2 separate regions of the Homo sapiens genome follow, and region 1 is linked to region 2. A link is a contact called in ENCODE Hi-C or POLR2A ChIA-PET data. All regions are on one chromosome and are shown on one strand. The core of a region is the stretch at or near the end of the contact, and the rest is flanking DNA. Distances in the headings are between cores, read along the strand shown. Region 1 overlaps GPATCH8 (G-patch domain containing 8). Region 2 overlaps GRN (granulin precursor).

Region 1 (3,169 bases), core at 166-2,665, 69 kb before region 2:
CAAAAGGAGCTATATGGTCACCCTCATTCAAGGTTTGAGTTGTTTTTTTCCTGACAGGATGCGGGGGTGTTATGTGCCTCTTTATATTCACTAGTTTTTCTCAGGTTTTCCAAGATTTTACGAAGAGTTGTTAACACAAAAATATTAAGACCCAGCTTGATCTTCAGAGATACAGAAGCTGATTAAGTATTTTGGCTCTTTTCAGTAGTTTAACCCTAGTTTTCAAGTGATCGATGTTAATACATTTTGAAATCTCTAAGAGTAGGCCTTTCCATTTCTGAAGAAATCCAATATATGATTCCTTTTTACATGAGTTAATTCTGATAACACCTGAATGCTCAATAGACATTAGCACTGACTAGCCGGGCGCGGTGGCTCACGCCTGTAATCCCAGCACTTTGGGAGGCCGAGGCTGGCGGATCACAAGGTCAGGAGATCGAGACCATCCTGGCTAACATGGTGAAAACCCCTCTCTACTAAAAATACAAAAAAGCCGGGCGTGGCAGCACGTGCCTGTAGTCCCAGCTACTGGGGAGGCTGAGGCAGGAGAATTGCCTGAATCCGGGAGGTGGAAGTTGCAGTGAGCCAAGATCATGCCACTGCACTCCAGCCTGGGCGACAGAGCAAGACTCCATCTCAAAAAAAAAAAAAAAAGACATTAGCACTGATCATCTCCTACCTTTGTTGGCTTAGTGTAAGTTACAGACAAATTTGATACTACAGATTTTTCTATCCCTACGTCCTTGCCTCCTTAATTATTTTGCATATCTTTAAAAAATTTGTCTGCTGATGGATATGACAGTAGAATCATTTTCTTTAGCATTTCAAGAGGCCTAAAATTCAAACTCCAAAGAATATTGTTTCCCAAAAGTAAATTAATTAATAGCAGCACCACCTTTATAGTCAATCCTCCTTCCCTCCCTCCCTTCCTCCCTTCCTTTCTTCCTCTTTTTCTTTTCTTCTCTCTCTCTCTTTCTCTCTTTTTGGCTGCTTCCTTTGTACCTTGTTACCTACTCAGGATTTTTCTTCCAATCTTAGCCTCTTGTTTGTGCCACTAAAGGTCCTCCTAGTACATAAACTAGAGAGGTCACAAATTATCTCATAGATATATTTTATCTGGCCTTCACATTATTAGTTTTTCCCTTTTTAATTTCAGTTGATTCCCAAATTTTAAAAATTCAATTTTACATAATTTAGGCTTTGGCTTATCTTGAAAAATTAAAATTATCAGACAACATTGGGCCTACATTTCAACATAACAGTTGACTAAAGCTGAACAGTTGCCATCTCTTTGCTCATTCTGCAACTAGCTGTGATCTCCACTTCATCTTTTCTCTTACACCAATCTGTGTGACTCATTATGTTACCTGCCAAACTCCTGTAAACATTTGAATTTGTGACTCAGGCCTATGCTTTTCCTTCCTTCCCACACAGGTTCCCGTGGCTTCTGACTGATACTGGGGAACTGGCACATTGAAAAGCTGCCTCCTTGCTAATAGTGTTGGGACCAACTTCCTTGCGATTTCAGTCTCTGGTAGTCTGATCCAGATTATCAAAATCTGGTACTGTAAAGCATCTTCAGAAATTCTTTAGGCCAAGCGTGGTGGCTCATACCTGTAATCCCAGCACTTTAGGAGACTCAGGCGGGCAGATCACTTGAGCCCAAAAGTTCGAGACCAGTCTGGGCAACATGGCAAAACCCGGTCTCTACAAAAAATGCCCCCAAAAATTAGCTGGATGTGATGGCAGTTGCCTGTGGTCCCAGCTGCTAGAGGGGCTGAGTCTATTAATACATGATTTAGTTAACTTTGTCTAAACTGTTTGCAACTGCTTTTTGACAGGATTGACCTTGTCTAAACTGTTTGCATCTGCTTTTTGACAAGATTACTTACTCTTACTTGACACTTGACGGTTTCATTACGCAGTAACATAACATTACCAAGGAACAGAAATTTAGAGTTTTCCTCAGGAGAATCATTTGAGCCCAGGAGGTGGACATTGCAGTGAGCCAAGATTGTGCCACTGCACTCAAGCCTGGGTAATATATTGAGCAAGGCCCTGTCTCAAAAAAAAAAAAATTCCTTTAACTGTAGGATTCAGTATCTCAGTCAGAGGAATATGCTTTTAGCCTCCCTCTTCTTTCTGCTAAAATACCTGTAGTATGAAAACTCCTATACTTTTTACATTTTCTAAAAGGACTAAAGTCTTATTTAATTCCAAGGTCTGTTTCAGTTGTGAACAAAAACAGTAGTTCCCTGAGCTTTAAATAGCAGAACTAAAACAGATGAAGCCTCTAGCAGCCACCAGTGACTGTATTCTGATTTGTACAGGATATAATCTGTTAATACATGATTTAATTAACTTTGTCTAAATTGTTTGCAACTGCTTTTTGACAGGATTACTTATTCTTAGTTGACTGTTTCATTACCCAATAACATGTATTACTTAAACAGCACAGTTCTCTTCAGGGATTATGCTTTAAGAAACAACACAGGTTTGAAGAAAGGAGTGCATCTCAGCACTTGAACATGTTGTAGTTTTATTTTAATAACCTATAGCAGAGAGGTGAAAATGTTGGGTTCAGTGGTATTCTATACCACTGTTCATACCATTTTCTTGGGGTCTGTTTTGCTTAATAAGAAAATTGACATCATTTGGCCAGTCTTCCAAAAATTTAGCATGTTTCATGCCTTTTCACCTGTTAAGTCTTATGTATTCATTCCCCTCTGCTTATGTTGGGAGTAAACTTATTATACCCAGCAATCACGACATAGCTAACCTTAAAAAAAAATCTGCTGAAGGCCAGGCATGGTGGCTCACGCCTGTATTCCCGGCATTTTGGGAGGCCGAGGTGGATGGATCACGTGAGGTGAGAAGTTCGAGACCAGCCTGGCCAACATGGTGAAATGAAACCCCATCTGTACTAAAAATACAAAAAAAAATTAGCTGGGCGTGGTGGCACACGCCTGTAATCCTAGCTGCTCGGAGGCTGAGGCAGGAGGATCGCTTGAACCCAGAAGACAGAGGTTGCAGTGAGCCAATATAGTACCGCTACACTCCAGCCTGGGCAACAGAGTGAGACTCCGTCTCAAAAACAACAAAACTGTTGAAAAAATCCCCTTCTGCTTAGGGGAGCTGTCTGCTTTTGTGATTAGGGGTAACCCTCAAA
Region 2 (2,958 bases), core at 1-2,500:
GAAGGGGCAGCAACTGGAAGTCCCTGAGACGGTAAAGATGCAGGAGTGGCCGGCAGAGCAGTGGGCATCAACCTGGCAGGGGCCACCCAGATGCCTGCTCAGTGTTGTGGGCCATTTGTCCTAGAAAGACAGGGAAAATGATAAACCACAGACTTGTGCCTGGCGTCCTCCTCTGGCCAATCCAAGATGACCCTTTGGGAAAACCCAGGCTGCCAGCTCTTGCCTAGGCTGAGGGGCACTCACCAGAAGGGGACGGCAGCAGCTGTAGCTGGCTCCTCCGGGGTCCAGGCAGCAGGCCACAGGGCAGAACTGACCATCTGGGCACCGCGTTCCAGCCACCAGCCCTGCTGTTAAGGCCACCCAGCTCACCAGGGTCCACATGGTCTGCCTGCAAAGTACCAAGGAACGTCTGGCAACTGCTTAAGCCCACGCCACCCTTGATTCTAGGGTCACTCAGTACCCTAGCCCCAGGCCAAGGTCCTGGCCCAGGACTGCCTGAGCCTTCTCAACACCTCCCTGTCCAGGCAGGCAGAAATCTGCAGGGGCTGAGAGTCAGCTTCCTACAGCGCCCCGTGTGTGACACTTGCCCCAGCATGTGCGGACCTGTAAGCATGAATGCTGACATGCGTATATGTGTGGGTCTGAGTCCCCAGCACATGGCCTAATGCCTGGGCCTCACTGGGCAGGCTTATGAGAGTCAGGAAGACGTGATTTTTGTGGGTCTGATCTGTGCAGATGTGGGCCACCTCTGGGGTGAGGGGAAGGCATCAGTAGCCATGGGAGAGGACAGGGCTAGGGTGCAGGGAGGGAGTCCCCCCAGGAAAAGCCAGGGTTCCCCTCCAGATGCCTCCTTGCCTGACACTATGTTCATACCTGCACCCCGCTAAGGCCTTGCGGGAAGCGGCCACATGATGACATGGGAAACCACAGGGGTGAGAAAGTTGTGAAAAAGGAAATATGGTGGCCAGTGGAGTCTGGGCTGCCTTCCCCAGAGGTCACCATCTGCCCATGAATGTCCCCTCCTCACCCAGAGAAAAGGACACAGAAGCTGGGTCAGCCCTTGAGACACCTGTGTTCTGAGGGTCCCCCACACCACCAGGGCCCTCTGAGATTCCTCAAGCATGCTAAACCCTGCCCTTGCCTCTCCATCTATTCTGGAAGTGAAACTCAGCCACATGTGGAGAGAGACCACGTGTGCCCACTGGGCTGCCCATCTGAGTCACCAGGAGGAACTGAGCCTTGAGTCTCTGTGGAGAGCAGCCTCTCACTTCCTAAACAACTCTTCTCCCAGGCTCAGCTAGCCCAGCTAGTTCAGTGGGGTGGCCAGAGAGGTAACTCATAATGAAGAAGCAAAAACAGTAATGTCTGTTGAGCCTCTTGGGAGCCAGTTACAAGACTCTCCATTATTTTATATATATTTCTTTGCAACAACCATCCAAAGTAGTAATTAATACCTTTACTTTTATTTTATTTTTAGAGATGAGGTATTGCCATGTTGCCCAGGCTGGACTCAGACTCCTGGGATCAAGCAATCCTCCAACCTTGGCCTCCTACTAAGTAGCTGGGACTGTGGGAGCGTGCCACCACGTCTGCTCACCCCCTTTTTTTTTTTTTTTTTGAGACAGTCTTGCTCTGTTGCCCATGCTCGAGTTCAGTGGCACGATCTCAGCTCACTGCAACCTCTGCCTCCCAAGTTCAAGCAAGTAGCTGGGACTACAGGCGCTCGCCACCACGCCTGGCTAATTTTTGTATTTTTAGCAGAGAGGGGGTTTCACCATATTGGTCAGGCTGGTCTTGAACTCCTGACCTCAGCTGATCCACCCACCTCAGCCTCCCTAAGTGCTGGGATTACAGGCTTGAACCACCACACCCAGCCACACCTTTATTTTAAAGGAGGAAACTGAAGCTTAGAGATGTTAAGTACAGTCAGCCCTCCATATCCAACCAGGGATCAAAATATATTGGGCGCGGTGGCTAACGCCTGTAATCCCAGCACTTTGGGAGGCCCAGGTGGGCGGATCCCAAGGTCAGGAGTTCAAGACCAGCCTGACCAACGTGGTAAAACCCCATCTCTATTAAAAATACAAAAATTAGCCATGCGTGGTAGCGCACACCTGCAATCCCAGCTACTCAAGAGGCTGAGGCAGGAGAATCGCTTGAGCCCAGGAGGTGGAGGTTGCAGTGAGCAGAGATCACGCCAACATACTCCAGCCTGGGTGACAGAGTGAGACTGAGATTCTGTCTCAAAAAACAAAACAAAAAAACCCCTGAAAATGTTACATCGTTGCTGAGTTATACAATGTAGTTAGGCTTACGATGGGTGCATCTATACTGAACATCTACAGATAGTTCTTTCTTATTATTCCCTAAACAATTCAGGATCACAACTATTTACATGGCATTTCTTTTTCTTTTTCTCTTTTTTTTTTGAGATGGAGTCCTGCTCTGTCACCCAGGCTGTAGTACAGTGGCGCGATCTCAGCTTACTGCGAACTCCGCCTCCCAGGTTCAAGCAATTCTCCTGCCTCAGCCTCCCAAGTAGGTGGGATTATAGGTGTGCGCTACCACACCTGGCTAATTTTTGTATTTTTAGTAGAGATGGGGGTTTCACCATGTTGGTCAGGCTGGTCTCAAACTCCAGACCTCAGGTGATCCACCTGCCACGGCCTCCCAAAGTGGTGGGATTACAGGCATGAGCCACCACGCCCAGCCGACATGTCATTTCCATTGTATTAGGTATAAGTAATCTAGAAATGATTTAAAGTATGTATAGGTTATATGCAAATATTACACCATTTTATCTCAGGGGCTTGAGCACCCACAGATTTTGGGGTCCTGGAACCAGTTCCGTGAAGATACCAAGGGACACCTATAACACGTCACACATCAGGTCATGGTGACGTCAGGCTTTGATGGCCCCAGAGCGTATTGGACCTGGGTTCATATCACTAGTGGCAC

What was found. A loop is a pair of places that touch in the nucleus more often than their neighbours do. ChIA-PET counts read pairs that join two places held with the same protein, here RNA polymerase II (POLR2A). Pooled maps may share reads with other maps.
Region 1: a loop to region 2 is called in a map of HL-60/S4, with 3 times the contacts of the local background. The contact joins two enhancer-like sites. A Hi-C loop is called at or near these places in 1 of 168 maps with a recorded cell type or tissue (HL-60/S4), 4 of 37 single-sample maps with no recorded cell type and 4 of 50 pooled maps. POLR2A ChIA-PET finds 5 or more read pairs at or near these places in 2 of 52 experiments (MCF 10A and activated CD4-positive, alpha-beta T cell).

What each region holds. Positions count from the first base shown.
Region 1 is chr17:44,415,942-44,419,110 of GRCh38, reverse strand. The region is part of intron 6 of GPATCH8 (G-patch domain containing 8); the gene reads left to right. Among named protein-coding and RNA genes, the nearest start is that of ITGA2B, 28 kb to the right of the region's middle. Within about 2 kb of position 1,415, at least 4 of the 41 ENCODE cell types and tissues checked have a DNase peak (open chromatin) inside an H3K27ac peak, as active enhancers do.
Region 2 is chr17:44,346,588-44,349,545 of GRCh38, reverse strand. It overlaps GRN (granulin precursor), which reads right to left. Exons shown (of 13, transcript NM_002087.4): 2 at 244-388; 3 at 1-120. The coding sequence starts at 381. Among named protein-coding and RNA genes, the nearest start is that of GRN, 2.8 kb to the right of the region's middle. Within about 2 kb of position 1,250, at least 9 of the 41 ENCODE cell types and tissues checked have a DNase peak (open chromatin) inside an H3K27ac peak, as active enhancers do.